Regions from separate parts of the Homo sapiens genome. Here regions 1, 2, 3 and 5 are each linked to region 4. Evidence: chromatin contacts called from ENCODE Hi-C or POLR2A ChIA-PET data. All regions are on one chromosome and are shown on one strand. Each heading gives the region's core, a stretch centred on a gene start or an enhancer-like site at or near the end of the contact. The rest is flanking DNA. Distances are from core to core; before and after follow the strand shown. Region 1 holds the start of PTMA (prothymosin alpha). Region 2 overlaps SP100 (SP100 nuclear antigen). Region 3 overlaps SP140 (SP140 nuclear body protein). Region 4 has its middle 22 kb from the start of SPATA3-AS1. Region 5 holds the start of SP140 (SP140 nuclear body protein).

The links. A loop is a pair of places that touch in the nucleus more often than their neighbours do. ChIA-PET counts read pairs that join two places held with the same protein, here RNA polymerase II (POLR2A). Pooled maps may share reads with other maps.
Region 1: a map with no recorded cell type shows a loop between it and region 4 (14-fold over the local background). The contact joins the promoter of PTMA here to the enhancer-like site in region 4. A Hi-C loop is called at or near these places in 3 of 37 single-sample maps with no recorded cell type and 3 of 50 pooled maps.
Region 2: a loop to region 4 is called in a pooled map, with 5 times the contacts of the local background. The contact joins two enhancer-like sites. A Hi-C loop is called at or near these places in 3 of 37 single-sample maps with no recorded cell type and 4 of 50 pooled maps.
Region 3: a loop to region 4 is called in a map with no recorded cell type, with 9 times the contacts of the local background. The contact joins two enhancer-like sites. A Hi-C loop is called at or near these places in 2 of 37 single-sample maps with no recorded cell type and 4 of 50 pooled maps.
Region 5: a pooled map shows a loop between it and region 4 (3-fold over the local background). The contact joins the promoter of SP140 here to the enhancer-like site in region 4. A Hi-C loop is called at or near these places in 7 of 37 single-sample maps with no recorded cell type and 3 of 50 pooled maps. POLR2A ChIA-PET finds 5 or more read pairs at or near these places in 2 of 52 experiments (GM10248 and activated T-cell).

What each region holds. Positions count from the first base shown.
Region 1 is chr2:231,706,000-231,710,500 of GRCh38, reverse strand. PTMA (prothymosin alpha) reads right to left here and starts at 1,976. Exons shown (of 5, transcript NM_002823.5): 1 at 1,750-1,976. The coding sequence starts at 1,794. RefSeq lists enhancers at 652-1,289, 1,868-1,927, 1,290-1,928, 1,929-2,566, 3,206-3,844 and 1 more and silencers at 1-237, 728-1,037, 1,468-1,647, 2,168-2,567.
Region 2 is chr2:230,446,553-230,450,798 of GRCh38, reverse strand. It overlaps SP100 (SP100 nuclear antigen), which reads right to left. Exons shown (of 29, transcript NM_001080391.2): 5 at 3,897-3,980; 6 at 1,649-1,711; 7 at 1,089-1,238; 8 at 544-627. The region is part of intron 3 of LOC101928816 (a long non-coding RNA gene); the gene reads left to right. Among named protein-coding and RNA genes, the nearest start is that of SP100, 32 kb to the right of the region's middle. RefSeq lists an enhancer at 2,590-2,859. Within about 2 kb of position 2,883, at least 7 of the 41 ENCODE cell types and tissues checked have a DNase peak (open chromatin) inside an H3K27ac peak, as active enhancers do.
Region 3 is chr2:230,265,068-230,269,269 of GRCh38, reverse strand. The region is part of intron 12 of SP140 (SP140 nuclear body protein); the gene reads right to left. Among named protein-coding and RNA genes, the nearest start is that of SP140, 41 kb to the right of the region's middle. RefSeq lists an enhancer at 3,967-4,202. Within about 2 kb of position 1,654, at least 2 of the 41 ENCODE cell types and tissues checked have a DNase peak (open chromatin) inside an H3K27ac peak, as active enhancers do.
Region 4 is chr2:230,972,261-230,976,466 of GRCh38, reverse strand. No RefSeq gene overlaps it. Among named protein-coding and RNA genes, the nearest start is that of SPATA3-AS1, 22 kb to the left of the region's middle. RefSeq lists enhancers at 503-622, 2,037-2,176, 2,297-2,346. Within about 2 kb of position 2,191, at least 4 of the 41 ENCODE cell types and tissues checked have a DNase peak (open chromatin) inside an H3K27ac peak, as active enhancers do.
Region 5 is chr2:230,224,090-230,228,640 of GRCh38, reverse strand. SP140 (SP140 nuclear body protein) reads right to left here and starts at 2,905. Exons shown (of 27, transcript NM_007237.5): 1 at 2,738-2,905. The coding sequence starts at 2,796. It also overlaps a transcript of SP110 not described here. RefSeq lists enhancers at 2,316-2,365, 2,386-2,465, 2,536-2,585, 2,816-3,025.

The DNA.
Region 1 (4,501 bases), core at 727-3,226, 730 kb before region 4:
GGCCCGCCCCGCTCCGCTCCGCGGACCCCGGCTCCGCCCGCTCTCGCCCCCTGGCGGCCGAAGCCCCGGGGAGCAGTGGGGGCAGGGAGGTCGCGGCGCGCAGGCGCGCATCCCCCGCCCGGCGGGCTTTGCGCGCGGGCCTCGGCACGCACCGCGCGCAGGGAGCACGTGGCCCGGGGCCGCCGAGTGCGTCCCTTGCCTTGGAGACTCCCGGCCGGCAGGCAGAGCTTGCAGTGGCACGCGCGCGGGTCGCGCGTCGGTCGGCCGGGCTCTCGACTCGACGCCCCACTGCCGCCACCCCGGCAGGCCCGAATGTCTGCATTCGGCGGGCCAAGTCCCACGGGAGGTCGCCCCAAAGTCCACCGGGCTGCGTAGGTCCGAGACTGTCGGGGATGCGCCTCTCGGGCTACTACTCATCGCCCTCGCGGGAAGTCACCTTTTGGTGCTTCGGAGAAAATCGAACAGCCAGGCCCCGCACTGGGGACGGTGTTCTCACCCCACAAACTCATTCCCGGACTGAGTCCAGAAGGGGTCACTGAGAGCCCCTGTGGAGATCCGGGCCCCGAGCTCCGCTCTGCCAAGAAGTCGCCCCTGGGAGAGTCAGAGATGACGCCAGGGACACAAGGGTTAAGGAGACGCCAAGGTGACTCGCGCCAATCCCTGCAGGGGCACGACGGGCGCGGACGAGGGCCGAAATATTAAGAAAGAGCCAGTCAGTCTGAGAGCGCCCCGCTCCCGCCAAGGGCGGAGACGCTACCCAGGGCGGGCAGTGGGACCGAGGCGGCGCCGACAACAGGAGCGGAGCCGCACCAGCCGCGCAGGACCTCATAGCCGAGGGCAGTGAACCCGCCACGGGGCCCGGGCGCCCCCCCAGTTCGACCCTACCATTGGCCTGTCGCGGCCGCCGTGTTGGCCCGCGTCGCCCCGAGCTGCGGCGCACACGGTGCTCCCGGGCAGCCGCGGGGGGCGCCCATCGTCGCCCCAGCGCCGCGCTTCACTTTCTCTTTCCTCCCTGCGGCGCGTGGGCTCTCGCCTCCTCAGCCAAGCCCGGCACCGCGGGTGCATGACTGAAGCTGGGCGGCCGCTCCCGGCGCACTCACCTCGAAGGGCGCCCACCCCCGCCTCCCAGAGCGCCCAAAGCGGATAAGCCCGTCACACCTCCGCCGGGACGGCCGACGTCGCGGCCAGCCAGCCCGTCGCCCCATCCGCCTTATCGGGACTTAGTCTAGACAAACCACCTCAGGTCCGCTGCAGGGCGCGAAACCGCCGGCCTGGCGCCGAACAAAGAGCAGCGCGGCCGGCGGGCGCTCGCCGCCACTTCCCGCGGCCGGCCCGCGCCCCAACACGCGCCCCCCAGCACTTCCGATTCCCAACGCGCTTGAGTTTCAAAGTTATTTCCGTGCGCCCGGCGGGCCGACGACCCCCAGCCAGGCTCTTCTCCTCCCGCCGCCACTCATACCGGCCACAGACGAGTTTCGAGGGCCGTGAGCCGGCCTCCGCGCCTAGCCCTCGGCCCCCGAGGGCGCCCGGCCCACTCCCCGACGGGCATCACGTCTGCCCGCGGCGGTTCCCGCCCCCTCCCCCGCACCACACAAAGAGTGGGCTGCCTGAGGGCACCGCGCCGGGGGCGGGCCGTTTCCCCGCGAGAGGGAGCAACAGCGGGCTTGAGACAGTCCAGCTGCTGCGCGCCAAACACCGCCCGAGCGGCGGCGCGCGGACCCCGAGGGGGCGGGCGGCGTCCAGCCTCACCTTGGTGGTGATTTCGGAGCTGGTGTCTACGGCTGCGTCTGACATGGTGGGGCACGCCGGTGATCCGATGCAGGGGATTAAAAAGAAAGCGAGAGTTCAGGGACTCTGGCGATAAAGCTGCCGGAGTCCGCGGCGGCGGAGGAGGCGCGCGGCGGAGGCGGCTGCGGCGAGCAAGGAGGCGGATGAGGAACAATGCAAAGATGGCTTTTCAGAGCAGCCAGTGGGGGACTCACGCGGCGCCAGAAGCTTTAATATAGATTAGTGGGCGGCGCTCGGCTTCCCATGCCCGGCCGCTATTGGCTGAGCGCAGGGAGCGGGCGCTCGCTCATTGGCTCGATTCCGAACAATGGACAAGCGTGCTTAAAGCGGCAGTGCCCCGGCGCGTCCCGCGCTGCGCAGTCGCCGATCGCACTGTCATTCAAGGCCGGAGTTTGCCGGGTCTCAGCAGGGCCGAGGGCGCGGGGGAGGGGTGCGCGAGCGCGTTCCGGACGCGCGCTCCCGCAGCTGTTTTGCTGGGGCTGCTGACGCAGAAAGCCAAAGCGCGGCAAAGCTGCCCGCCCAACCCCCTTCCCTCCCTCTCCCGCCCTCCCCGCGGCTGCTCGGAAGGAGGGGGAGGGAAGAGGGGGCGGCGGGCACACGACGGCTGCCAGCGCGGGGGAGGGGAAGGCGGGGTGCTGGGCCGCGCTCGCCCCGGGCGGTGCCCAGCGCAGTGCCCGCGGAGGTGCCCGCCCCCCGCGCCTGGGCGCCTTGGACCAAGGATTGTCCCAGTGCAAGTGGACGGCAGCCCCACGACGAGCAACGAGGTCACGAGGCCGAGACCCGGGCACCTGGGCCGCCCCGTCCCTCTGCCATGCCCTCGCGCCCTCCCAGGGCAGGGCACCCCTAGTCCTGTGGGCAGGCGACCTCGATTGCCCACCATCAGGTCCGGCGTCCGTCGGCCAAGTCAGTCGACAAGCGGGCACCGTCCCAAGCACACACGGATTCATGTATCAAGCGGACTCGATGCGCGATGCCGGCTCCAGCCCTCGAGTGGGACAGCCCGCGGGCCCCGCACGGCATAGCGGTCCCCTCATTCTAGGTTTCTAGTTAGGGTCTGTCCCGAGCGGTCACTGCCGTCGCGACAGCCTCAGGGCAGCCTCCTCCAGGGGCCTGCCGGGCCATCGAGTCTACCCTTCTCCCACCCCACTGCTGGACTGCGATGGGCACATGAACATTACAGAGTTCCTCGGGAAAAATCATCGTCTCTGGAGCCAGTTGGGCTAATCTTTGGGGACTACCTGAAATTTGGGGGACCATTTAGAGAACCATGCGGAGCCCCGAGAAAGGGGAGCATCAAAACGCCACACTCAAGATGGCGCCGGGCTCGGCAAGCGTGGCGTGACGTAGCGATCTAGCTCACGTGGGCGATCCGAGAACAACAGGCTACGCTGGCCTTATCGCCACCGCACTTAGCTGTCGAACTAAGAAATCGGTTGTGTGGGAAAAAGGACCAGAATAGGTGGAAAGATAGTCCAGAAATTTACCTGTGCCACACACAAGATGGCGAGACGTAGGGTTCGTCCCTGTGCTGCCAAAAGGGGGCGCCCGACACGGAAGGCGGGACTCCGGAGACACGAGCGCACATTGGCCGAGAGTGGCGGGCGAACACAAAGTTGACGCTTTGCGTCCTTCCATTGGCAGTTTCTTCCGTCTGTCTCTCGGTTGCAGCCGAGCTGGGAATGGGGAAAACCCGGAGTGTGGGATCGTGGAGGGCGGACGATGCCAAGTCCAGCAGAGCTTGCGCTCGGGGCTAGAAGAGAGACTGAGTCTCCCTTCTCAGTTTCATTAGGTAATGGGCGACATGGCTCCGTCTCCACAGCGGGGCTTTGCTGAGCTTAGCACGCAGTCTCCCGGCGGGGAGGAGGCGCGCAGTGCCGGGCGCCACTCCGTCTCCAGTACGCGTTAGGCCCGCGTTCCCAGGTGCCCGTCTGGCCGCTGGACTGTTGGCCTTTCCGGAGCGAGTTTTACTTTAGGAAGAAGCCCGGGATCCCGGTAGTTTAGCCTGAAGAAACGTGGGGCAGATGCTGGGCAGGGCGGGGATACCGCGCCAACACCCGCTGCCCAGCGGTCGCCCTCCTATGCAGCGGCGAAGGGACGCCCGCTGTGTCTCCGCCCTGCCCCCAGGCGCCCCAGTGGCTGGAGGTGGCATTCTCCACTGGACGGGCGCGCCTCAATCCGGGGGACTTCCACAGTGCTGTTCCCGAGGACTACGCGTCTCAACTCTTTGTCGGGTTCCCTCCCTCCCACTGCCAGTCTGTCTTCACCGCCGCGCAGACCTGGGGCCGCCCTTCACAGAGGAAGGGCTCCTTGACCTCAGCCACCGTGACCCCCTCCTTTGTGTCACATTCTCAGAGAGTTGGAGGGATTATGCGTCATCGTAAACAGGGGGACAGAGCGCCTTCCACCTGCGGCGCATCCATTAAGTTCCAGTTACCCTCGAGAGGATTGTTTTTTCCACGAAACCCAGATGCAATGAGAGCCTGGCTTGTACCATCTCTAAGCATCGAGGCTTCCCCCTCGTCTGGGTGGTGGCCTTCGGGCAGTGGCTCCGGAAAGGCCATCAAGGCTTCCCCGTCGTCTGGATGGTGGCCTTCGGGCAGTGGACTGTGTCCATAGCTGAAAACCAGACTTGACAGTTCTGGATTCAGGCTGTTGTGGGAGCGGGAAGGTCAAACACCCAGAAGGAACTGATGAATGTGAATTTCCCTCTAAG
Region 2 (4,246 bases), core at 1,634-4,133, 530 kb after region 4:
CTGTTATTTGCAACAACAACCATGAACCTGGAGGATATTATGTTATGTAAAATAAGACAGGCATGGAAAGACATATATGACATCTCACTTATATGTAGAGTGTAAAAAAGATGAATTTATAGAAGTTGAGAGTATATGGTGGTAACAGAGGCTGGGGATATGAGGAAGAGGACTGGGGAGATGTTGGTCAAAGGATACAAAATTTTAGTTAAATAAGAGAAATACATTAAGAGATCTTTTATACAACACGATTAATATAGTTAATAATGTATTCTTAAAAATTACTGAGAGAATAGGTTTTGTGTTATCACCACAAAAATGATAAGTACGTGAGGTAATATTTATGCTAATTAGCTCTAATTAGCCTTTTCACAATGTGTACATATTTCAAAACAACATGTAATGATAAATACATCCAGCTTTTAATCTGGTAATTTTAAAAAGTGGTTACGATGGTAAAACAACAACCAACCAACCAACCAACCAAATGTATAGCATCTGAATAAGAAAGGAAAGAAAATAGGCAAGGTAAGCAATAATTACTTTCTTCATCACAGGGCAACGGGCAGGGCATCTCCCTTCCAGCATCCCCATTATTCACTTGGACAGCAATTTGTTCGCAGGACTCTGGAGATAAACGAGATCACAGCTGAGATCCAGTAGAGCCTTGCTCTGTCCTGTTTCCATTTGGTTAGACCTCACCCTGCTTCTCCTTTCTTCTCCTGTTTCTACTTATACCCCTGTCTGCATATATTGCTGCGTGAAGGTGTTCGTGCTTCATTGATTCCTGTCCAATCTCTCTCTTACTTTCTCCTTTTGCCTTTTGTTTGTCTCTCTTCTTTGGTGAGACTCTGCAACTCTTCCCCTTTCTCTCTCAGTTTTTTGCTTCTAGCTTTCTTCCTCCAGGTCTTTGTCATCAGTATGTCAGTGTATCAGGCTCATCTGTATAACAGGCCCCCTCTGTGTCTATGTGATTTTCCCCTGCTTGTTAAACAGGTGTCTCCTTGTATTGTGCATTAGACTCTTCCTCTGCCACCAGCCAGGGCCCCTTGGCTCCTCCCCATTCATGCCAACCCAGTCAGTCTTACCTGTTGGCTCAGCCTTTTGAGCACATTGTTCATTTGTTTGTTGGCTTCCTAGCGAATCATCTTTGTCACTGGTTGTATCTTTTCTCTTTGCATTTATCTGTTCTGTTTCACAGGGGTGCTCTGAGAGTCCATTTTCAGGTGGGGTTGTACCTAAACCATGGTTTGATTCACAGGTATTTTATTTGCCCTCTGCTGCCTGTCACTCCCCTCCAACCACTACAGCACGGGCCACTGATGGACGTAAGGTCAAGGCACCAAGGCAACAGCCAGATTCAAGCAGATGCAGGCAGAAAATGGTGAAGCAGGCACATGGGTAAAACGACCAGGCTCAGCGGCAGCAGGAACCAGCAGCAAGTGTGATTAAGGGGTGTGGGAGGAAGAAACCCTCCTAGGCAACCTAGAGGATAAGGACTTGTTATTTAAATCCCAGAAATGGAAAAACTGTAGATGTAAAACCTGAAAATTCTGGACAATCATTAACACAAAGAGGCAACCCCACAGCACATTCCAGAAAGGGGCAAGAATAGCAGAGGCTCAAAGAGTAGTAAACAGGAACAAACCAGCATGAGATGGGGAACCCGAAGGTGGCCAAGTCAGGCTTCGAAAAGAGTTTTCACCAGTTCCTGGCAGGAAGAAATTAGAAGTTTATTTCAGAAATCGAGGTATGGATTTTGCCATTCTCCCCTAATCCCTTTTTGGTCTCTGTAACGTAGGAGTTAAAGACCCCTTCTAGGTCTCAATGCAAAGGCCACCTGGAGCTGGCAGATGCTACCTAATTACTGAAGTCAGACTCCAGCCTTGAGAGTAGGGGACTGGGTCAGCTGCACCCCTGGATGACAGGGGCCTTGGCCAGACAACTCTGCTGCGTGTCCTCTGTGAGACACTCTGGTAAGTGATGATGGCAGAGTGATCCTGCCTTTGTCCCCAGAGCTACCCTGCCCAGGGCCCTTAGCTCAGTTTCTTTGAAGTCCTGGTTGCCTCATGCCCACCCCCTTTCACACAACACCCTCCCTCTCCACATCTGTTCATGCTTTCTCATTGGCTTTTCCATGAGGACTCAGTGTCTGAGTAGCCTCTACTTCCTCCAGCTCTTGGTATTCTTTTTTTCTGGATCTTTTTGTCTGCAAATATTTCCTCATTTTTGTTTCATTTTTCTGTTTTTATTTTTTTAGATTGCCTGGATAGCACAGGGTTAGGAATGCAGGCTCTGGGGTAGAACATCTGGGTTTTTCCTTATTCATCTGACCCTATGTAAACTCCATTTGTGGTATCTCTGGATTTCAGTTACCTTATCTGCAAAATAGGCATATAAGTAATATTAATCTCCAATGGCTGTCATGAGCATTAAACCAACCGCCACAGAGTAGATGTTCAATCAAAGTGAGCTGTTAATGACAAGGTTATTTTTGTTGTCTTTTACCCCTTTTCACGGTTTCATTTCCCTTCCTTTGTCCTCTAGGTACTTACATCCTCTTCCCATGTGCATCACTTCCTTTCTGAGTCTCTCTACATGACCGCCTTTCTCTTTGAATATTCCTGCTCTTGAACAACATCCTCACATTTAAATTTGTCCCCTCTTCTGCCATCACCAAGTTTCTCCCGTGATATAAGAAATATACATTTCAGTCTTAATTCCCTGCTCCTGGCCAGAGCTCCTAAAACCCTAAAACATCTTAAGTCATAACAAGTGAAAAGAGCACTTTCTGTTATTCATAACAACCCCTTTTCGACCACACCTGGGTTTATGTTAATGAGGTAACTTTTGGAAAGCCCCTAAGGATTGGGGTGTGGTTGCCAGGGGAGCTGAACATGAGATTAGAGGGGTGGAACTTTCAGCTCCACCTCTTGACCTCCAGGGAGGGGAGAGGAGGGATGGAGGTTAACTTAATAATCAGGTGCCAATGATTTAATCAATCCAGGCTGTATAATGGAATGTCCATAAAGAACCCTAAGTGACTGGGTTCAGAAATCTTCTGGGTTGGCAAACACATGGAAGTGCCAGGAGAGTCGTGTCCCAGAGAGGGCAGAAGCTCTGTGCCCTTCCCCACGCTTTGCCCTATGCATTTCTTCCACTTGGCTCTTCTTGAGTTGTATCCTTTATAATAAATGTCAAATATAAGTCAACATTTCCATGAGATCTGTGTGATCTACTAGGAAAGTATGAAAGCCAATGAAGGGCTTGCGGGAACCTCCAATTTACAGGCACAGGCCACAACCTGAGACTTGCAACTGGCATCTGAAGTGGGGGGCATTCTTATGGGAATGAGCCCTTAACCTGCGGAGTCCGTGCCAAGTCTGGGCAATTAGTGCCAGAATTCAATTAAATTATAAGATATCAGATGGTATCTACAGAGAATTGGAGAACTGACTGATGTGGGGAGATCACCGACATGTTTGGTGTCAGAAGTGTTGTGAATATGACAGTACAGGTAAAACAGGAGCCTTTCTTTCCCCAGGGGTCTCCTCTTTGATGTTGACCACGGGCCACGGGCTGTGGTTCTTAACCCTTTGCAACTTCACACTGATCCCCTACAGGGACCTTTCTAAATTACAATTACTTCTAGGTAGTCGGCATCTGTAAATCTGGCCTACTGACACGCTTGGTTCTGATTCCCTCATGGTTATTGAGCCAACTATGCCTTGTCATGGCCACTTCTCCAGGACCCTGCACCTGGTTAGAAGCTCATATAACTCTCTCCTTGACTTCTCCATAGTCCTTCCATATGTCTTCCCTGATTCACAATCTCCACTCAGAACCTTGGATCCCTAACCTCTCTTAGAAAAAAGCTTTTATTCTGTCATTTTTACCTTGTTCAAGACTTAGTTGGAGGCCAGACCTCTCCTCCCTCTCTTCTTCTTCACTTTCTTGGAGAGGCAATTTGTCATGGATTACTGAAGAGTGGGAGAGAGAAGAAGCAATTAGAGATCTACAGGGACCAGGGACAATGTCTGGAAATCATGCTTTTAGGAATTTCCAGCCCTTGGGTGACTCAGAGCTCAGAGGGTTCCACATGACCTAAAGTTCTCCCGTCATCCCCTGGGACAGAGAAGAGAAGACCCCAACAGTGAAGGCTTTATTGTCCTACACAAAAAGGAGACATTCAAGATTTAAGGATAAAGGAGTAATGGAAACATTGTGAGCTGTGTTACCCTCAAAA
Region 3 (4,202 bases), core at 405-2,904, 710 kb after region 4:
GAAAATACTACTGTTCTTTGACAATAGTGAAAAGCAACTATTTAAACTCATCCCAATTGGCCACTGACTACTTATATCCCCAGTCACATTTCTGAAAGCGAGCCCATTACTGGCAGTTCTACATATCTGAAGCCCAGCCAGTCAGCAACACCCCCTCCACAAAGCCTGCATTGATGGCCAAATGCTAAATTACTCATAAACACTCCTGTTTCTGAAGGTCTGGAGTCCCTACACAATATGCTTCCTAAAACTCTCTATAAAACTGCAGTTTCCTTTTCTATAGAGACTGTGTCTTACAAGCACAGGGCCTCCTCCCACTAGGTGCCTTGCTTAGCTAGGAATAAATCAGCTTTTAGTTTCAGATTATGAGTAGTAGCCTAGCCCTTCAAAAATTGGAGTTCCTGCCGAGATTATCTTGAAGATTCTTGCTGGGGAGTGTCCTGTGGGACCCTTGGAACCACAGGCATGAATCTCAGGCCACTGTGTCCAGCTCAGGTCATTTTTCTGACCTACTGCCAAGTGAATCTTTCTCAACAACAACTCGAACTCTGACTTGTTTCACTGAGCTCCTAGTTCTGAATTTATCTTATTTAAACATGGGTATACAATTAGATACAATTAGATATTTTCAGTTGGAAGTACACCACTTAGCAAACATTTTCTCAATTAATGTGCTTATTTACTTATTTACTTGTTTCACTACTTCATCTACTGTTACCTTTCTTTTGTCTTTTTTTTTTTTTTTAGACAGAGTTTCACTCTTGTCGCCCAGGCTGGAGTGCAACCGCGTAATCTCGGCTCACTGCAACCTCCGCCTCCTGGGTTCAAGAGATTCTCCTGTCTCAGCCTCCCAAAGTAGCTGGGATTACAGGTGCCTGCCACCACGCCTGGCTAATTTTTGTAATTTTAGTAGAGAGGGGATTTCTCCATGTTGGCCAGGCTGGTCTCGAACTCCTGACCTCAGGTGATCCACTCATCTCGGCCTCCCAAAGTGCTGGGATTATAGGCATGAGCCACCACACCCGGCCTCTTCTGTCTATTTTTAAAAAGTCTTATCTCTGCCAGGCATGGTGGCTTATGCCTGTTAATAGGTCATATTACAGGCAGATGGCTTGAGCTCAGGAATTCTAGACTATCCTGGGCAACATAGCAAAACCCCACCAAAAAAACAAAAAGTCTTATTTCATGTGTGCTTGTTCCTGATTTTCCTGTGCTTTCTGAATGTTAGAAGACAGTGATCCAAAGCAAACAGCTGGTGGTCAAGGTCTGATAAGTCCTCAATTCAAGCCAGCCCCTAAAACTAATGGATGTGGGTCCATTAGACAGTAGCCAAACTGTGCAAAGATGTTCGGTCACATTTTTTCTTGGGTCCCTCATCAAAACCTTCATGAGGGCACCTAGTGTCTTGTCAATTTGTGAAAGAAAATCATTTTGTTTAGTATGTAATCTGGAGTCAACTACAATCATGTAATTAATCATATGTCCCCTTTTCAGTTTCTGCTTCATTCATGTGGAACACACCATTCACACTTATACTGAAATATAGTGGCCTCTTTGCTGTTTGTCACGGGATTGTCTTTGCCAAAGCCATAATCTCCCCGACAAAATGTTCACTTCCTCTGTATACTTTCATCATGATTCTAACTCTTGTACTTTTCTTAATAACTGGCAAAATTTTCCCTAAAATGACTCTGGCTTGCAATGGGGAGGTTTTGTCATGTCCAAAGTAAGTAACACATTTGACAAGTAGGTCTATAAAAGAAGAGAAAAAAATCACTGAATGTTTCCACATCTCAACCAGTAATCTATTACTTTCAGACCATTATCTGAGGAACACTGTTTTCAACAAAACCTCTATAAATGTAATAGGTAGGGATCTATTCTGCAAATAGAACTACCAGATTAAAGGTTCAGAAGAAGGACTAATTTTAGAAGTCCTGGAAAATTCTCTGACACATGATCTATGTATAGTTGACCTGACCATTAGTATACCTACACTACGGATGATTTGAGGTCTGCAAGCAATAAACAAAATAGGTATACCTCACTTCCCTGTACCTCCTAACCAGATTACTACAATCTCTTCAGTCTCACCTAAAGCCAAAATTTTTAATATATTTATGTTCAGCTTTGTTTAATGTCTCACTTGATAAAGATAAATATTATTTGCTTGGGAAAATCAGTGGCTTATCTGGACAGTTATTTTCTAGGAATTTCCTTGACGATAGGCAGAATTCTAAGATGGCCCCCAAATATTTCTTTCCCTAATCCTGAGGACTGTGAACATAATGAGATATTACTTCCATAATTACCTTATGTGATATGGCAGAGCTGTCCTTAAGAGAGACTAATAGAGTGGATCTGGTTTAACCTTATGAGCCTTTTAAGAGCAGGGAGTTTTCTCTAGCCAGCAGCAGAAGAGGAAGTCAGAGATTCAAAGTGTGAGAAGGATTCCACACAAGATTGCTGGCTTCAAGATGGAGGGGCAATGTATTAAGGAATATGATTGGCTTCCAGGAGCTGAGAGTGGTCCGTGACCAACAACCAGCAACAAAGCTGTGACCTCGGTTCAACAACCACGAGGAACTGGATTATGTCAACAACCTGGGTGAGCTCGATTGCAAGATTCTCAGAGCCTTCAGCCAAGACTTCAGCTGGGCTGACATCTTAATTTCAGCCTAAGGAGACTCTAAGCAGAGAACTAAGTTGAGCCCACCCACACTTCTGCTGGCAGGACTGTGAGATAACAAGTGGGTATTGTAGTAAGCCATTACATTTGTGGTTATTTGTCATGCAGCAATGAAAAACGAACACAACCATCTTCTTCCAAGTTTTAAATACGGCCTAAGGGATACAAAGCTCATACCTGCATCTTCTCTGATCTGATGCATAGGTCACCTCTATTATACTCTATAGATCTAGACATTTCTTAATCTATTCATTGAGTTGGGCAAAAATGGACATAAAACTTCTAAGGAAAAACTCCAAGTTTGTAAAACAAACAAAATGAAACAAAACAAAAACTAGGCTATTTTCTCAGACATAATCTATTGGCTGAGGAAATAATATTATATAAAGAAATGTTACAATGTCTTCAGAGTTTCCCAAGACCAATGACTGAAGGAAAGATAAGAGGATTTCTAGGATTAACTGAGTCTTGAAGACAATGGGGGTCAATCTTTTCTGAAATACCAGGCCTCCCTACATTTGACCCAAATATCTTGGGGCCATTCTCATGGAACACAGAAATGGAACAGATCTTCACGATTTTAAAATACTCCTTCATCAGTCACCCACACTGAATCTTCTATTATCACATTATCAGGAGACAGGTCTCCTGTCTCCCTTTCTCCTTTATCATAATCCTTTTCTTTTATACGTACATAAAAAATAGGCCATGGTTCGTGACCAGCCTAGGCAACATGACCCTCTGAAGGAAGCAGATTGCACCTGCAGGACCCAGGAGACCGCCCCCCCCCGTAAAACTGAGAGTGCCCCAACTGCAGAAGTGGGAAAAGGAGACCCTCCTCTCCCGAACACACACCCCCACTGGAGAAGCTGAAGGTCTGTTTGTGGGAGAAGTTTCCGACTTTACCTGGAGCTGAGTCAATCTGAAGAGATGAGGGAAATACAGGTGTAGGGGGAAGCAGCGGAAAGGGCCTGGGAGGTGGCTGGGTCCCCTAGAAGGCCATTCCTGCCTGGCACCACAGGGACCCAATGGGAGAGGAGCAGGGGGTAAAACTACACAGGGAGAAGCCAATCTCTAGCTGAACTTTGTAACAATTTGAACAGGGTGAGACGCCTCCTGGACAGAACTCTTGTGAGGGCGCAAATCCGGTGTGCAGACTCCACAGGTGGGGAAGAACCAAGCCTTTTTCTTCTGCAGCTGGGAGGCAGATAGCCTGGGGCAGGTTTTCAAGCCTGGAAATGGTCTGGGGGCTGTTGGGGCGGGGCATGGTGGGAGTGAGTCTGGCCCTTTGGTTTGCATGGGAGCTGGGTGAGACCTGTGACTGCCAGCTTTCCCCCATTTCCCTGACAACCTGCATGACTCAGCAGAGGCAGCCATAATCCTCCCAGGTACACAACTCCAGTGACATGGGAATCTCACCCCCATCCCCCACAGCAGCTGCAGCAAGACATGTCCAACGAGAGTCTTAGCTCAGACATGCCTAGCCCCTCCCCCACCTGACGGCTCTTCCTTA
Region 4 (4,206 bases), core at 942-3,441:
TGTAACCTTGGCCTCCCGAGTTCAAGCGATTCTCCTGCCTCAACCTCCCGAGTAGCTTGGATTACAGGCATGCATCACCATGCCCAGGTAATTTTTGTATTGTTGGTAGAAGTGGGGTTTCGCCGTTTTGGCCAGGCTGGTCTTGAACTCCTGACCTCAGACGACCCACCTGCCTCGGCCTCCCAGAGTGCTGGGATTTCAGGCAGAGCCACCGCACCCGGCCCACTTTAACCATTTTAAAGTGTACATCCAGTGGCTTCAGTACGTTCACCGTCTCATTCAACCATAACATTTTTATCACCCCCAAAGGAAACCTCATACACATTAAAAAACCACGCCCCATTTCCCCCTCCCCCAGGCCCTGGCAACCACCAACCTACTTTCCGTCTCGAATGGATTTGCCTATCCTGGATATTTCATACATATGAAATCATACAATATGTGTCCTTTTGTGTCTGGCTTCTTTCACTTAGGTTCATCCAAGCTGCAGCATGCGTTGGTAGTGCCTTCTTTTTATGATGAAATATTCCGTTTTATGAATGTACTACAGTCTAGTTTATCCATTTACAGCTTATGGACAGCTGGGCTGTTTTTACATTTTGGTCACTGTTTTAACCTGTGTTTCTATTCTTCTGGGTACATACTAGAAATGGGACTTCTGGGTCATATGGAAACTCCATGTTTAAATTTTTTTTTTTTTTTGAGATAAAGTCTCACTCTGTCACCCAGGCTGGAGTGCAGTGGCATGACCTCAGCTCGCTGCAACCTCTGCCTCCCGGGTTCAAGCGATTCTTCTGCCTCAGCCTCCCGAGTAGCTGGGACTACAGGCATGTGCCACTACGCCAGGCTAATTTTTGTATTTTTAGTAGAGTCGGGGTTTCATAATGTTGGCCAGGCTGGTCTCGAACTCCTGACCTCGTGGTCTGCCCGCCTTGGCCTCCCAAAGTGCTGGGATTACAGGCGTGAGCCACTGCACCTGGCCCCATGTTTAAATTTTTGATGAACCAACAAATTGATTTCCACATCAGCTGCACCGTTTTACATTTTTCACAAGCAAAGTAGGAGGGTTCCGGTTTTCCCACATCCTTGCCAATGGTTATTTTCCATTTAAAAAATTATAGTCATCCTCGTGGGTGTGAGGCGGTCAACTGTTAATACCCTTTTTGACACAAGCTTCGGGTGTCAAAAGATATGCTCTAATGCTGCCCTTTGGCTTCACGAGGCTACTTAAAGCTTCCAATTTCCTGTAAATCATATTAGACTTTGTTATTGTTACATTAACTTGGTGATCCAAGGGACTCATGGCTGTAGGGGGGCAATCCTGTTATATTCTAAGTGCTGTGGTTTGAATGTGTCCCCCAAAGTTCATGTGTTGGAAACTTAATTGCCAGTGCAACAATGTTGAGAAGTGGCACGTTTAAGTGGTGATTAGGTCATGGGAACACAGCTCTCATGAGTGGATTCAGGCCATTATTGGGGTACTGGATTAGCTGTCACAGGAGTGACTTAGATATAAAATCAGGGAATTCTGCCCCTCTTTCCTTCCTCTCGCGTGTGTTCTCTCTCACGACGTGATGCCTTCCGCCATGGGATGGCCCTCACTAGATACCAGCACCACGCTCTTGGACTTCCCAGCTCCAGAACCATGAGCCAAATAAACGTCTGTGCCTTGTAAATTACCCAGTCTGTGGTATTTTGGTATAGCGGCAGGAGATGAACTAAGACACTATGCATGATGTTACCCTGAACATTTGCATGAAAACAGCTCTTTACATCACATAGCCACACTCAGAATGTGTTATGGGAATACAGAAAAACAGAGGTGGGGAGACGACATTAACTGTGGTGAGGGGGTGAAATAATCCTTGGGACCAGTGACCTTTAGGGGTCTTTTAAAGTGACTTGTGTGCTCAAAATAACTGGCCCGGGCCTGCGGAATCCGGGCATCCTGACAAAACCACATGAATGAGGAGAACGGCACTTTTCATGACCGGCCCCACCAGGGGAATTTTTCAGGCACGCATCTTACTCTGATGCTCAGGTCAGCTGGCTACCACTAGTGAGCCCAGGCCCAGAGGCTGGGGCACCCCAGTGAGTCAGAGCCCAGATCAGGGAGGGTGAGAATTACCACTTCCTGTCTATGAAAAACACTTAGATAAATGTCGGTTCCCACCATGGCTAAGAATCAAATAATATTCTTTCTTCGAGCCTCAACCTCAAGTGCCTGACAAACTCTTGAAAAACCCAAGGCACTGCCCAAAGTAGTTTACACGGGGAGGTCCAAGGTGGTTTCCCTATGGCTGGTTGATGATGTTAATTACGGTATTTTTCAGGATTGGCAGTCAAGCAGATGTTATTAACATTAACTAATTAATCCAGGTCTTATCGCATGTCACCTGACGCCAAGTAAAAGCACCAGAGAAGTTTGGAAGTGGAGAAATGCCACAGGGTGGATCAGGAAAGACAGGACAGAGGAGGGGCCATTTGTGTAAGACCTACCTGAAAGGATAGGTGGAAGGGGACAGTGGGAGGGAAGGGGAGGATTGAGGCAGGGAGGTAAAGGTGCCACCCCCACACAAGCATGGAGCAATGCCAAGTGTCCCAACATAGAATGGACTTCTGGATACATCCACTTTATCCCAAAATTATTATGACAATGTGATCAAAAGAGAATATTGTGGCCAAAATGTTAAAGTTTGACATTCCAGAACAGGAATAATTATATCTTGGCACCGTTCATGGTGACATTTCTTCCATAGCTACTGTACTGAATATTTACCAGGCGAAGAAGACACTTTCAACTGAAGTAAGTGGAGAAGTGACTATTTTGGGGAACCCCCAGGCTACCTAGGGCAGTCTCTTTAACCCCTAGGATCGAGGTGTAGTTATTAAAAGCATCCACTTTCATTGCCCAAAGTGTCCCAGTTTAGACAATAAACTATATGGTCACTCTATTTATCATGGATTTTAAATTATTTTTAAAAATTGTGGTAAAATAGACATAACCTAGAATTCACCATTGTAACCACTGTAAGTGTTGAGTTCAGTGGAATTAAGTTATGTTCACCTAGTACAACCACCACCAACTCCCCATCCCCCACTTCCCCCAGCTCCTGGCAACCAACCATAATCCTAATTTCTATGTCTATGCATTTGACTACCCTAGGTACCTCTTTAAGTGGAATCATACGGTATTTTTCTTTTTGTGATTGACTTATTTGACTTAGTATAATGTCTCCAAGTTTCATCCATATGAGAGCATGGGTCAGAATCTCCTTCCTTTGTAATGTTGAGTAATACTCCACTGCGTGTGTATTCGTCTGTTCTTGCATTGCTATAAAGAAATACCTGATACTGGGCCAGTCACGATGGTGCATGCCTGTAATTCCAGCACTTTGGGAGGCCAAGGTGAGAGGATCACTTAAGTCCAGGAGCTCAAGACCAGCCTGTGCAACATGGTGAAACCCCATCTCTACAAAAAATACAAAAATTAGCTGGGCATAAGCCGGGCGCAGTGGCTCATGCCTGTAGTCCTAGCACTTTGGGAGGCCAAGGCAGGTGGGTCACGAGGTCAGAGGATTGAGACCATCCTGGCTAACATGGTGAAACCCCGTCTCTACTAAAAATACAAAAAATTAGCTGGGCGTGGTGGTGGGCGCCTGTAGTCCCAGTTACTCGGAAGGCTGAGGCAGCAGAATGGCGTGAACCCGGGATGCGGAGATTGCAGCAAGCCCAGATTGCGCCACTGCACTCCAGCCTGGGCGACAGAGCTCACTCCGTCTCAAAAAGAGAAAAAAAAATTAGCTGGGCATAGCGGCCCATACCTGTAGTCCCAACTACTCAGGTGGCTGAGGTGGGTGGATCGATTGAGCCTGAGAGGTCGAGGCTGCAGTGAGCTGTGTCATGCCACTGTTCTGCAGCCTGGACAAGAGAGCAAGACCCTGTCTCAAAAAAAGGAAAAAAGAATAAAAAAAGACATACCTGAGACTGGGTAATTTATAAAGAAAAGAGGTTTCATTGGCTCTCGATTCCACAGGCTGTACAGGAAACATGATGCTGGCCTTCTGCTTGGCTTCCAGGAGGCCTCAGGAAACTTACAATCATTGCAGAAGACAAAGTGGAAGCCAGCACTTACCACGTGGCCGGAGTAGGAGCAAGAGAGAGAGGGGGGAGGTGCGGCACACTTTTTAAACAACCAGATCTTGT
Region 5 (4,551 bases), core at 1,656-4,155, 750 kb after region 4:
CATTACATTATGATAAAAGGGTCAATTCTCCAAGAAGGTACACAATCCTTAATGTGTATGCAACTAACAAACTAATGGCAAAATGTATGAGGCAAAAACTGATAGAACTATAAAGAGAAATAGACAAATTCACTACTATTATTGAAGGCTTCAACACTTCTTTTTTATTAATTGACATATCACACAGGCAGAAAAATCAGTAAGGGTGTAGTTGACCTGATGAGCAATAGCAATCAGCTTGGTCTAACTGACACTTATACGGTACTCCATTTAACAATAGCAGAATGCATGTACTTTTTAAGCTCACATAGAATATTTGCCAAGATGTACTTCATTTTGGGCCATAAAACATACCTTAACAAATTTAAAAGAATAGAAATCCTAAAAGTTTGTTCTCAGACCATAAACTAGAAATCAGTAACAGAAAAATAGCTGGAAAATTCCAAAATATTTCCAGATTAACCAAAAGAGTTCTAGGGTCAAATAAGAAGTCCTAAAAGAATTTTAAAAATATTTTGAAGTAAATGAAAAGGAAAACAACTTATTAAAATGAATGGGATGCAACAAAAGCAGCACTTAGAAGGAAATGTATAGTATTAAATGCATACAATAGAAAAGAAGAAAGATCTAAGTCAATAATCTAAGCTTTCATCTGAGGAAACTAGAGAAAAAAGGAGCAATTTAAGCCTGATGCAAGCAGGAAAAAAAATTAAAATTAAAGTGGAAGTTAAAAAAATTGAAACAGGAAAACATTCGAGAAACTTAATGAAACCAAAAGCTGATTTTCTTTTCAAAGAGTTAATTAATAAACCTCTAGCCAGCCTAACAAAGAAAAAAATAGAGAAGACGGAAATCATCAGAATGAAAGAAGGGTCATCACTACGAATTCCATGGACAATGGAAAGGTAATAAAGGAAAACTATGGACTCTACACCTACAAATTTGGTCACAGATGAAATGAACAAATTCTTTAAGAGGCAAACTAACCAAAACTTGCACAAGAGATAGGTTGTCTGAATAGGCCTACATCTATTAAAGAAATTTGAATCGATAATTAATAGCCCTCCAGAAAGGAAAGTACTAGGCCCAGATGGTATCACTAGCTAATCCTACCAGATATTTAAGGAAGAAATGACATCATCCTCCCCAATTTCCTCCAAAAATAAGAGCAGAGGCAACACTTCCTAACTCATTCTTTGAGGTTAGCATTAGCCCATTGTCACCTCTCAGTGCCGTCTTCTTCCTGCTTGGTGACCATGGGCTGGCTGGACTTTGAGCTCCGCTGGCTCATCTTCCCTTCACTAGAGAGCAAGTGAAAGAGAGATGACAGGGATGCCTGTCTGGGAGTGGTGGCACTGGGCACTGAAAACCAGTCTGGTGCCACCACTACTGCTGATAATAGCAATAGCTTTTGCTTTCTTGGGGCTGTACCAGCGCCAGAAGTAGCCTTAGCACAGAGTCCCAATTAGACAAGTTTCCATACATTTTTACATTCCACACATTTTCATTTTTATCAAGAATGTACAGTCATCCCTTGGTATCCAGGGGGAATTGGTTCCAGGACCCTCCATGGATACCAAAATCCATGGATGCTCAAGTCCCTGATATAAAAGGTGTAGTATTTACATATAACCTATGCACATCCTCCTGTATATTTTAAATCATCTCTAGACTTATAATACCTAATACAATGTAAATGCTATACAAATAGTTATACTGTATTTTAAATTTTTATATTACTTTTTATTGTTGTTATTTATGTTTTTAATTTTTAGAAAATATTTTGCATTCATGGTTGGTTAGATCCATGGATACAGAATCCACAGATAAGAAGAAATGACCGTATTGATGTACTTGTCTTTTTTTTTTTTTTTTTTTGAGATGGAATTTCACTCTTGTTGCCCAGGCTAAAGTGTAATGGTGTGATCTTGGCTCGCCAAAACCTCTGCCTCCCTGGTTCAAGCGATTATCCTGCCTCAGCCTCCTGAGTAGCTGGAATTACAGGCATACACCATGACACCCAGCTAATTTTGTATTTTTAGTAAAGACAGGGTTTCTCCACGTTGGTCAGACTGGTCTCATTGTCTTACATTTTTTAAAGATGATTTCCAGGCTTCTCTGACCAGATATGTAAAAAATACCAGAACAGAAGAATAAAAAAAGCAGAAGCAGCACTCACTCTCTACCTGCTTGCCTTTTTTGTTGGGTCTCATCTGCTTTCACTTCCTCCTACCAAGTATTCAGAGATCCTGAAGTGATTCTAGGGCTAAGAGCCACATAGATGGGCTCAGAGCAGAACCGGTCCCCAACTACACAGCCTGGAAAGTGTGACAACAGACAGGCGTTTGGATTTTAATTCTTCTAAAAAGATCCTTTTTAGACAGAGTTGTCTTTTGGAGTGGGGATAAAGGAGGCCTGGGGGAGAAGAGAGGGTTCAGAGGTCACGGGGAATCATCCAATCCTACACAAAGCCTCAGAACAGGCATGATGTTCAAACAGCTCCAGTCCAGCCATTTGCAGATGTAAGAGAATAGGAAGATGATGTGAGTCACGGCATCCTTGAGTTTCTCCAACAGCCAATCCCTGCAATTTAAAAAATCTGATTGCCTCGTTATTTATTTGTAACTGAATTCTATTGTATACCTGTAGAGTGAAGCTGGGTAGACATTAAATAACAAGTATGAAAGGGAACCCTACCAGAGATGAAGGACAGACGGGAAAGGAGACGATGACCCACCTGAAGTTGAGATTGCTGTCTCCACTTGCCATCTGCCCCTGCTGGCCCTGCTGGGCCATGAGCTTGGCCTAGGATCACACCCGATTCGATTTTCACTGCCCCGTTCCTTCCTGCAGCTCTGAGGTGAAGCTGCCAACTGCCCCTCGGTGCTCAGTCAAAGAGGAAAAGAAAAGTGAAATTGCCTAACTAGCTGACGTGGGTGCACCAACTCTACAGTCCTCCCTCCACCCAATCTCCATGACGTCTCTCAGTCAAGGGAGGAGGAGCAGAGCCAGCCCCACGAGGCCACGGAAGACAGGGTCACTTGTTCCTGCCAAGGAAAGAGGGTGGAAAAGTCATTCAACTCAAGCAGATCAAAGTTGTTTTGAGGTAAGGTGGCATCATGAGGAGGAAGTAAACTCTGTATTTGTCCCCACCCCTTGCTGAGGTGGCTGAGAAGGACAAGTGAAGACCAGACATTTCAAATCTTCAGTCAGGCTCCAGGGCTGGCCATGCACCTTAGTGAGCCTGGGCTGGATGGCTTAGGCCCAGTGTTTGGACATGGGGCCAGGGAGAACTGAAATAGCATGCATTAGAAAGTGGGGGAGATGCTCTTAGCACTCCATGAAAGCAGACAGAGGTAAAAGACAACTCTCTCAACTCCTCCAGCCAAAGGCAAGTGCTGAGGTTGGGCAGAGAAATGAGGTGCAATTCTAAGTTTTCTCAAATATGTGGGCACTTTACAACAGCAGCCAGGGGTGACTGGGAAAAAAATGAGCTTCAACCATTTCACTGAAATCTTGAGGAGAGTGACAGCCTTCTCACTGGATGGGGAAAGGGTTTGGAGCTGAGATTATCTAGACCTTCAAGGACAATATGATACAGGAGGATAGCTGTATTACATTTATGTTTGCACACAATTTTTCATTTATACCCAGCCCTCATTCTGTAAAGGATTTGAAACAATTTACAAAAACACACTATATCAGCATAAAGTCGAGTGATAAACAAATGGAAGCAAAGGGCAAATATAAAAAATATAACCACAGGACTAGAAATCCAGGCAGAAAAATGGGTCAAAGACAGGGGGCTGATGAGAGCCAGGGTATGGGTAGAATCCAGGGCCAGTGACAGAACAGTAGTGAGGATTGAAAAGCCAGAGGCAAAGCAGTATTTTTCCAAAACATGTGCTCCTGAATCCTACTTTTTCTGGTTCATTACACATATGCAAGGAAATTTGCATACATAAGTTTGCAAAATACAGAGTGCAAGAAATTTCTACCCCTTCCACACTTCTGCTTTCTTTCTACCAAAGGAACAAACACCAATCTGGTTGAGACAAACTCTAGAACACTGATGAGGACACCTTTTCCAGTATCTCTCTCTCTCTCCTCTCTCTCTCTCTCTCTGTCCTCTCTCTCCTCTGTCTCCCTCTCTCTCCCTCTCTCTCCCTCCCTCTCCCTCCCTCTCCCTCTCTCTCCCTCCCTCTCCCTCCCTCTTTAAAACAAGAAGGAAAAGTATGCTGGGCTTCTGTTAGACACAGCTGTCCTCTCCTCCCAGTCTCCATGGGGCTCCAACAAGGCCTGGTACAGACTATACCGCCTGCTCCAGCATCCCCTCTCTCTCTTCTCTCTGCCCTTAGGCAGTAGGCAGACCCAGGACACCAATGAACTGGACATTTTTGAAAATGTGCCAGCTTCTTTTGCTTATAAGCACAAGGCCATTGGTGTTCCTCAGCTGACTGGTGGTAAGATTGGTACTTCAGGGGTACTGCTGCTACTACTAGAAAGCCCTACTTTGCAACACCATGCATTAGCCCAGGTAAGGATAGCCTG